Regions from separate parts of the Homo sapiens genome. Here region 2 is linked to region 1. Evidence: read pairs that join two places in POLR2A ChIA-PET (ENCODE). Cell type or tissue: A673. All regions are shown on one strand. Each heading gives the region's core, and the rest is flanking DNA. Links, peaks and the distances in the headings are about the cores only.

Region 1 (5,387 bases), core at 177-5,176:
CTTTACCCTCTGTCATAGTCACTTAGAAGGTCTAATCCAAGTAGAATCTACTTCACCTATAAAATGAAACTGGGAGAACTTTTTTCATTTCCTGTCACCTCCCCCTCTTCCCAGCCAACACCTCCCCCAGCTTTATCTTGATTCTGTTTAAGGCTGTTTGCTGTTTCTCCCTGTGGTAAAATTTTTCATCCAAGCTATTTCTCTTAAGGTTCAAATATCTAACTTTCATGAGAAAATACATGTATAAATATTTTGGGCATGTTTTCTGAATCTATGCTACTTAGGTTAATACTCAGGCAAGAAAGAAAACAACAGCAAAAGTAAAAGACCCGCCAATTACAGAAAGTTCTGGAGCAAAAATAGCCGATACTTGACTTTTTTAAATATAAAAAATAATATATCAAACCTGTTGGTGTTTAAAACTTTTTTTCTTTATCAATGGCCTCCTCTCTGCTAAGTTTCCATTTCATGATTTTTGTATGAATATGATAAATGGTCATTAAGTCTAACCAGTTTTATTTAATGTTCGTAAAAACTGGTAGGTTTTCAAACAGATGTGGCCTGATATGGTTCAGTGAATTTAGTGGACTTCTCATATAAATGGAATAATAACCATAAGGAAGATGTATTTTATACCCTTGTTTACCGCTTCCAGACTCACCCTTATTATAATTACAAATAGTGTTTATTATGTATTATGCAATATACATACCATGGTCCAGAGACCGCACAAAACTTTAACTTAATCACTGCCATCTAGAGTTTATAATCCAAGAGCACCAACACCAAAAACTACAGGGAAACACAGACAAATAGAAAGGGCACCATGATATATTCTTTTTTTTAATAAAAAACCAAATATAATGGAACCTAGCTTATGAATGTGTAACACATTTTTATCTTTTCATTTAAATATTTTTTTCAGATCCAAGTAGATGGTTGGGAAAGAGAGAATAGTTTATTTCACTTATTTTCTGTCAACTAGGGATGACTTTGGACAACTCTTCCCCTTTTAACCTTTTTAAAAGAGACTGGCAAAGAGAAGAAGGTGGCAACCAGAGCTGCCTAAGTGGAGGGAGTACACACAGGTTTAAATAATGAAGGCAGGAGAGCTCAGCAGCTTCACACATCACTTTACAGTCAGACAGTCTGGGTCGCAATGCTGGCTCAGCCTCTCATCAGCTACACGACCCTAGGCAAACTCACACTTCCAAACTTCTCATAGGGCTTTCACATGCTCACCAAAGGAATTAATGAATGATGAAATTTATCCTAGTACTTGGCTCATGGTGAGCAGTCAATAAATACCAGTTATTATTGTTAATGGGATAGTTAACATCCTATACCACCCCTACCCCTAAGCTTAGACAGGACCTCATGTGAACAATTCATAAAATTTTAACATCTTCTACTTTTATTAATCATATAAGAATTCAACACTTCTGTTAGTTTAGATTCTCCATTTGTTCTATATTGTGTAGGTCACTTTAATTGCTTGTATATTCGCATCTGTATAGTTATCATTTAATATTCCATGTTTGAAAAAGACCCACACAGCATACATTTTCATGGGCAAGTCATTGAGTAAATAGCTTACTCAATGGGTTTGTTGGTTATTAGGTAATGGGAAGACCACTATGCTGAGAGCCAGGAAAACTGGATTCTAAATATTGTTTCCCACTTATTAGCTCTGTAATTGGGCCTCAGTTTCCTCACCTGCAAAATAGGTTGGAGTAGAAAATATCCAAGGTCCATTCTGGCTTTAATAGTCAGGAATTCTATGACTCACATAGGAAACTTTTCCTAGAAGAATCTTTTTGCTTCCTTTCAAGTACACATTGAGAAATATTATGTGCCTGGCCCTGTGCTAGGCCCTGAGACTCAATGAGATATAAGTAGAGTTCTGTGTTCAAGACATTTACAGTCTAGCAGGGTGACTAACATTACATTACAGTGTAATAACTGCTATTTTACAGATATCTTTGGGGAATTATAAGACCTGATAGAAGCAACATCTAATGAATGGGAGGCAACTACGTGACCAGGGGAAGAGAAGGAAAAGCTTTGTAGAGGAACTGGCACCTGAACTGTCTTGAGGAATAAATAAGAATTAAGGCAGAGGTGAGGAGAAAGGCATGACAGGAGGAAATAGTATGTGTAAAGAAACAAACAAACAAACAAAAACAAAAAAGAGAGAAAGATAAGGCCATACAGAAAACTGGTAGTTAAGCCTGGCTGGAGGTCAGAGGGTATGTGTGACTGAGTAGACATGTGACTTCTCCCTCTTCACTCTTCCATTTCCCCACAGTCAATCTTATAGAGTCCTTTGGCTTCAGTTACCCTTCATTGGCTGACGATTCCCCAGTTTTCTATTTTTGGCCTAGAACCTACATTTGAGCTTTAGACCTATACATTCAGTTCTCCAGTAGACATCTCTATAGGTCAAGAGGCACCCTAAACTCGTGATCTTCACCCCTGAGGAAACACCTTCTCCTGTGTTCACTGTCTTGGTAAATGGTATTACCATCCACCCAGTTGCTTGTGCTAGAGATTGGGTTTTATCCTTGATATTTATTTTTCTTTTCTTCATCCCCAATGCCTCCACAAGTGGTATCAAATCCAATAAATTTCCAAGGCCTAATAATTATGCCCCTAAATGCATCTTTAACCCATATGTTTCTCTCTGTTTCAGCTGCCACCACCCTAGTTTTATTTGGACTTCACCATTGGGGGTTCTGGAGCCAAATCTGATCTCTTCATATTCCTATTCAAAATCCTTTGATGGAAACCCACCACCATTCTTAAGATAAAGTCCACATTTCTTAAAATGTTCTAAGGCCTTGACTGATTTCACTTCTGTCCCCCGATCTTCAGCCCCATCTGGAATCCCCTTATTCTCTTTAATCCAGTCATGTTGTCCACCATTACATTGTTCAAATAGTATAGCCTCGTCCTACCTCAGAGCTTTTGCACATTCTGTTTCCTCGGTCTGGAAGGTTCTTCTTTCCTCCACTGTCCCCCATCTGTAACTTAGCTAACTGCTATTCATTTCTCAGATCTCAGTTTAAATGCCACTTCTGCAGGAGAATTTTTCTTGACCATTTCCCCTCTAGATTAAGCTACATTCTCTATTCTCATAATAACATTTAAATTTTCTTTGCATCATTATCACAGTTATACTTCATTAATAGTTAATTATGTCATGATTGGTTTAATGTCTGTTTCCCCAGCTAGACTATGTGTTCCATGGTGACAAGGTCTGGTATCTTGGGTTCACTATGGTATCCCCAATGTCTAACCAATATTTTTGAAGGTAAAAGAAGATGAAGGGAGGGAGGGAGAAGTCAAAAAATATAAGGCCTGAAAAATGCCCATTGGATTTAGCAACTAAGAGGTCATGGATGACTTCAGAGAAGGCAGTTTCAGTGGCAAGGCATGGGTAGATGAAGATTGAAGTGGGTTAGGAACAAAAGGGAGGTGAGAAAGTGAAGGCAGTGGGTGTAAACTAATTTGAAGAATCTTAGTCATGGAAAAAAAGCAATATGACAGTAGATAAAGGGAAGATGTAGGATCAGGGCATGTTTTGCTTTCTAAGATGAAAGAACTGAGCTTATATATTTAAAGATAAAGCAATAAAATAGAAGACATAAATTAATGGAGATTAACGATATAGAAAAAGAGAAAAGAAATTAATGAAAGAATATTAGAGGGTTGTAGGAGAGGCTGGGATTTAGAGCATAAGCTAAGTTCTATAAAAGTTAAAAGTCACCTCCTCAATGAGACATAAAGAGGAAAGTAAAGGCAGGCATACATATGGATTAAATGGTGGTGTGGGGCTGAGAAAATAATGTGGATGCTGCTTGATACACTGGATTTTCTCCCAGTTGTAGGAGGCACTCAGAGAAAGGGGATGGTAGGGAAAGGCCATAAAGAGAGAGGCAAAAGCTTAAAATCATTGTTGAGGGGAATAGGAGAGGGAGCTGATCAAGATCAGGTCATAAGATTGCTGAACCTTGCCAAGGGAGATTTGTGGTGCCAACCATCCATATCATTGTGTAATTTTCTCCAAAAGTGCTCAGCAATTTCAGTGAGGGAGTGAGATGCTTGGGTTCTTCTAGATCTGAGAGTTTGCAGGGTAACAAGAGTTTGGAAGTTAAGACTACATGTTTGGGAGTATTTGAGCTAATAAACCATTGGGTCTAAGTTAGATAAAGAAGGAAATGAAGACACAAAGTGGGTGACAGGCTGAGTGTAAATTTAGGGACATAAGGGCTATATATTTTCTTGGAGAAAAGAAGCTAAAGGTTCTCAGAGTTAGGAGAATGTAGGAGAGTATAATGAGAGATTGTTACATCAGCATTTCAGATGGAGAGGTGGAAGTTTCCTCTTCTATGCAGAGGGGATAAGTAGATCCAGACTGGCCATAGTGACAGATATCAAAAGAGGGATCTTTACGTCAGTCCTAAAAGGTATGACAACATCCTCACTTTCTCTTCCCATTTCATTCTAGGAATTTCTTTTATGATCCTTGGGCCAGATAACTGAAAGATGGCAAAGGAGAAAGTGGGAATATGATTTATTCATTAGTTCTTTGTCAGTTTAAACCAATTCACTTCAACAAGTAGTTAATGCGTGAATACCAGGTACTAAGGTATTGCTGCGTGGTAGAGATTCAGTGTTTGCATTTGAGATCCATCATTCTGTTAACTTTGTGGAGAATAAATTTGGCTGGGGCTGGGGAGTGAGAGTGGGCACAAGATTGGAGGCAATAACAATTTGACTTCACCATTTAATAAGGCTATGACTTAGGAGTATTTATTTAACCTTTCTGTGTCTTAATCCCTTCATCTGTATAATGGGAATGCTAATAGTACATATCCTGTAGGTTTATTGGGAAATTATTTATTTATAAAGTGTTTAAAATATACCCTACAGATTTCATGGCTGGAGCAGGAAAAGTTATGAGCTTGGAATATCTTCAGTGCCTGAAAGTGAGGAAGTGCTCCCAAAAATATGAAGGCCTGTCAAAAGGTACATGAAGCCAGCTTGAAGAGGCTTCCATCAAAATAAATAAGGAAGTAATGGATTATTGTCTACTGAATAGAACAGGAATCCAAAAAAAAAAGAACAGGAATCCGTGAGTCTATAATAATAAATAGATAAATAAATAAGAAGAGAAAGCTCTTGCTTTTACAGTAGTAAGCCAGCTAATATAGAGGGAATAATGAAGTTTAAAAAAAATCACCATTTCCCGAGCCTGGGCAACATGGTGAAACCCTGTCTCTGCAAAAAAAAAAAAAAAAAAAAAAACAAGAAAAACACACACACACACACACACACAAAATTAGCGGGATGTGGCCGGGCACAGTGGCTCATGCCTGTAATCC
Region 2 (5,387 bases), core at 234-5,233, 55 kb before region 1:
GACAGAAGAGTTATATAATTAGTTATTGTTTGTTTTTATTTAAAATGTTTATAATGGAATAATCTATGATCATTTAGACATGAACTGTGAGTTATTTTATTTTGCTTTTCTTTCTTTCCCTTCTTTCTTTTTTTGATCTTTTTTTATAAGCAGTGCCACTCATTTTCCAAGAGCGTATGAGGGTTAATGGTGCAGTCCTCAGCCATCCAGAATGAAGGAATTGGCCCACAGGGGAAGATAGAAGATACTATTTTCAATTGGTTCTAACTAAGCCAAGAAAAACAATATTGACTGTGTTCTAATCATACCATTCTTTAAAAAATATCTAAGTACTCTTCTATGTTATCTAATTGTTCCTCAGAAGACTCTTCTCAAATATGGGTCACATCTTTTTAAATCTCCACTTATATACAAGATTAGGTAACAGAGGGTACATAAACTCTCTGACATTACTTAGAAGAATAGTTTGCATACACACACAGGTAGTATTTGGTACTTTTTCTTAAATCACTTCTTATGAAGAGGCAGTAGGATACAGTAGAAAGGAGAGATTTTGGAACATAAAGGATGTGAGTTTGCATCTGGCCTCACTATTAACTATCGGTTTGGACCTGAACTTGGTCCCTCAGCTTCCTCATCCATCAAACTGGGATAATGATTTTGATTCAGAATATTACTGTGAGAACTGTATGACAGTTGGTAGGAGCTCCAAAAAGTAACTCTTGTTACTGTTGTTGTTTTAATTGTTGTTATGTCACATTTTCTGTTCTCCGTCTATTCCTGGAAAAACCCTGTACATTTTTCTGCATATGGTAGGAGATTAATAAATAGCATTATTTAACAGATAGCACAGAAAGTGAATTTCAGGAATTTCATACTCCCTTTCTGCAAATAGTTCATCTTACTATTATGCAACGTTTTTGTTTTTCATAAGATTTTTAATGCTTTTGATGCTGGAGTATTTTCACAGAGGCATTCTGAAAATAAAGACAAATGCCTCTGGTAATTTGAGCACTTCATGGCTTCTAAATGATGGTGGTTTATGTCACAGCAAAATGGTCATGAAAACCAGAAATCTTGGCCGGCTGTAAATATTTTTTTCAGCAGTATTTTTTCCTTCCTCTAAGCATTTGTTTATTTATGTTATTTATCAAATATTTAAATTTAAATACCTGAGTTTTATAATGTGTACCATTGAGGTACAAACAGCTGACAGGATCTATTACAGGCTTCTAAATACAGAGAAAATGACTTATTGTGGACATCCTAACACATGTAGAGAAGGGAACAGACATTATTTTCAGAGATTTAAGTTAACATTACATCCCAGAGAGAGTTTCCTTGGTCACTTCCTCTATAGTCTATTGTTTCTTATATTAAAATAGAAACACGTTTTCTCATCCCTCCGACTGTCATATTTCTTAAAGATTTAAAAAAAGAAAAAGGTGTTAACGTCAAGATGCTGTGAGAGAAGCAACACATCTAATGAACTCATACAGGGCTCTTGAAACAGTACATAACATCTCCTTTCAAAGATTAACAAGGTCTGAAGATGAGAATAAACAACATGTAGATGTTATTTTATGGTAATCCCACTTTGCGTTAGTTTCTTTTTTTCCTTTCACCTTATTTTCCCATCAGAGCCCTTCCTTCCTTCGTTTCCTTCTGCCCATTCTTGCCTTTTTTCCAGGTTCTCTACCTGCCTCCCTCAGATCCTCTCTGTGGAAACAGTTCACCTTGCTTCCTCAGGCCACTTATTTCTGTACCCCTGGTTTATATGCTCCCTTACATCAGACCCCCCCATCATCACTCATCAGACCCTCTCTCATCTTCAGGGGGGCTAGCCTCTCAGCAGGATTGGCAGGCCTTGCAAATCTTTTGGCTGCTGTAATAAAATCTCCAGTTGCTGAGATTTATGAGGTCAGATGCATGTAGAAGAGGAAGCACCTACAGTTCATGAAATTGTAAAGAATGCCAAGCACATCGGTAGGAAGAAAAGATGCCCAAATTCTGGACAGTTTGTATTTTTGCCAACCTGGTTCGTGTTTCCCTTAAATTTATCATCCAGGTATTGCAGGTATTCAAATGGCCAATTCAGATGCTTTTTGGAGCTCTTGAGATATCCGTTTACATAATTAATAGAAATATACCAGCAGGTGACTATAATGTGATTATAAAGTACAGTCCTGGCTGTTGGGGTGTATTGAATACTTTTAAATGAAATATGTGGAGTGTGTGCACGCATGCAATGTGTTTAAATGAATGCAGCCTTTCCAATCAGCCAGAAAGAGAGAAAGGATGTAAATTGCTAGCATGTGTTGTTCAAAATGCAAAAGTAGGAAAGCAATATTGATCTGTGCTTTGGATGTTTATTTACATCAGTTGCACAGTGTTAAGATGTCTGGCCATAATTATCAAGACCTGCCCACCTGTCAAACCGCAATTGGGTTATTTCCCCATTGTCTTGCAGCAGTAAATCTTCAGGTCTGGATGGGCATTAGACAAATGGAAAAAGGCTACTTTCCCAGAACATGTAATTCATTATGGAAAACAGGTGCCTGCTGAAGATTTTTGCTTTAATGCAGACGTATTTTATTATTCATAAAATATTAATGTGAATAGTCACCACCAGAGTCGTGTGGGTTGTTTTCATCTAAAATTTTCAGTTTTAATGTGAAGAGAGAAATTGTAAGGATTCTCCAAACCTTGTTTTTTTGAAAAGGTAAAACCATTCCATAAATAGTTTCATTCCCTTGCTCTCCCAAAATAGGTTCCAACGACCCTGGCTCTGACTTACATAATGTACAAAAATAAGTCTGCTTTAATGTTGTATGCAGTAGGTGTTCTGTCCAGGGACAACCTTGTAGTAGGGACAGAGTGACCTTTCAAGAAAAAAAAAAAAAGGAAATGAAATATACTTTCATTTTCCAGAAATATGCATGCAAGTAAAAATTTGACAGCCTGGAAGAACATAAGCAAATATATCTTTTTATTTGAAGATAAAAAGAAGCGGGGCTGGATAGGAAAGGGAAAAAACCTGTGAAAAAACGGATGATGCAGTTTTTACGAATAAGCAGCTTAATGTATCTTGGCACCCACAGTAAGCCTTGTAGGAGCTCAAAGTGCCTCAGGCAATCTGTGAGCAGAATAGCAATTTTATTACTTTGTCATTAAACCAATTTCACAGCAGTATTGTTTGTTAATGAGCAGCGGCAAACGAGCGAAGATGTCACACACTGGAATAGCAGAGAGATTTGTGACCCAAGCTCACAGCACTAAGATGGAAAGACCACGGCTATAAAAAAGGAAATACTTTGGGATGAAATGCAAAGTCTATACAGCAGAGCTTGTGTTTATGAGCTACCATTTTGCTAAGAGCTGTGAGAGAAATAAAGGTCTGGAAATATGCAGTTAAAACAGGGCCTATAAAATTAAAACCAAATTAAAGTATAGCAGAGGATTACTGCACAGACTGTACTCGACAAAATATATTTTAAGTGACGAGGTGAAATCTAAATCAGTTTTGTTTGAATTTGGTTGGTATTTATGAAATTCAATAAAAAAAAATGAAAAAATATCCAAACAAAGCAGCCGCCTCACCCTTGTGTGGTCTCTGAGCCATAAACGTGCATCACTTTGAGGAAATTCAACTTGCCAATCCTTAAATAATTAGCAACTTCTTGATTCACAGGGTGCGCCCCTCCATCTTCATGAAAGCCTTCTCTGTTACTTTATCTCTTCGTAAGGACGTTGCCCATGTATAATAAACACTCAGGCGGAGCCCTCATCTGCCTGAGGCTGGGAGTCAAGTGCACCTAGCAAGGCTGGAATTGAGCTCATCATTTGATAGGACTTTCTCTTTTTTTCTCCTTTTTTACTTTTCTTTTTCTCTTTTTCTTTCTGTTCCTGTTTTGTTTTTGTTTTTGTTTTTTTGAGCTAGGGCTGCCCTTACAAAGAACTTGGGAGACAGCCTTGAGGGATACAAGAAACAGTGCCAGACAGTCACTGCATCCCTGCAAGGCGTCCCGAGGTGAGTGTGCTGCCCGGGCGGTCTTGCAGTGCTGATGCGCAGGAAGAAGTAGTTCAGGCCACCAGTTCTGGCATCAGACTCACCTACTCCAGAAGGGAGGATGGGGTGAAGGTGGGAGCCTGAGAGGAAATTAAGGAAGGTGATGATCAATCCATAACTGTATCTCCGTTTGCAAGAGAGATTGATTAGAAATATTTCTGGTTGTCACACTTGCTGCGGAGACACCCCACTTCTTTGTCAGGGAAACTCATCCATTTGGAGTTGAGACTGACCCGATTTGTGGGGCCTAGATGCTAAAATGTCCAGAATTGTGCAGGGATTGATTCCATGGGAAAGTCCCAGCAGGTCCGCTCCCGTAAGCTCACAGCCAGTCATGGTCAAGTTCGGTGCCTCGTATGCTTTGAGGTTCGCGGCAAGTCTATGTAGTTAACTCTCATAACCTTTGGGACGACAGGCCAGTCCTCACTGGCGCCCTTTATAATTCAGGTTGGCTGCCTATGTGTATTTCATATTTTTCTCTCATGACCCCAGCTTGGATTCTTAAGGTCTTTATGAATTTTAAACTTTGGTTTGGTTCTATTGTTTTCTCTGCTTTCTTTTCTGACAAAATTTTTAAGTGGTTTTTGGACTGATTTGGTGAAAGGGAACTCTGCAAGAAATGTTCATGACCGCGATCTCAGCCGTGCACACAGTGGTGGGAGTTCAGCTTTAAGACTGTTTTCTGCCTGACAGGGCAGGACCCCCAGACAAATCACTGGCTGGCTCTGTGGTAGTTGGCAGCCATTCAAGACTGGTCTTGTGCCAGGAGTATTACTAGATAGCCAGACAGATCAATTCACTTTTATATTCCCGCCATTATTTATAGCCCACTGTATATCTACTCTTGCTTATGAAGTAATGATTAGCAAATACAGTACACATAAAACATGGGCATTTGTTCTGGAAAGGGCTTTCTCCTGCTGATATTGCAGATAGTTTCACAGGTCACAGAACCTTAAAAAGGATTTAAAGGGCATGTCTTGTGTAGCATTTGTTCCTTTGAAAATGATGCTCCTTTCCCATTTTTTAGTAATTGAAGAGGATAGAAAGGTTTTCTCATTGCTTACGTTTCACTGAATTCTCTGCAGCCCCTTTTCCCACAGATGTTTCAGCCAAACCTGTATGGAGGGAGGTGACATGGCATGGCTTGCTGTTTAAAACAGCTACGGTATTTTGTGCTTCCCTTTTGAGTGTGTCAAGGTGAACAAAAGGAGAGCCTCTAGAACGCATGGGAGGGAATTTGGGACAGGACCTTTTACATGCTGGGGGAAACTGACAGGACTCAGTGAGGAAAGACTTTTGTTTGTGTTTTCTTCTC

What was found. ChIA-PET counts read pairs that join two places held together with the same protein. Peaks named below come from ENCODE experiments on the same cell type or tissue, not always from the same donor. Only the 100,000 strongest peaks of a DNase experiment are listed, where the experiment ranks them.
Region 2: POLR2A ChIA-PET joins it to region 1 with 7 read pairs; 3 of 35 experiments call an interaction of 5 or more read pairs at or near these places.

Annotation. Positions count from the first base shown.
Region 1 is chr15:36,868,388-36,873,774 of GRCh38, reverse strand. LOC145845 (a long non-coding RNA gene) reads left to right here. Exons shown (of 7, transcript NR_024264.1): 6 at 4,936-5,031. Among named protein-coding and RNA genes, the nearest start is that of MIR8063, 100 kb to the left of the region's middle. In A673, for the core only: no CTCF peak of the experiment used is centred there; no DNase peak of the experiment used is centred there.
Region 2 is chr15:36,923,672-36,929,058 of GRCh38, reverse strand. All of the region lies in intron 9 of MEIS2 (Meis homeobox 2), which reads left to right. Among named protein-coding and RNA genes, the nearest start is that of MIR8063, 47 kb to the left of the region's middle. In A673, for the core only: no CTCF peak of the experiment used is centred there; a DNase peak (open chromatin) is centred at 3,168.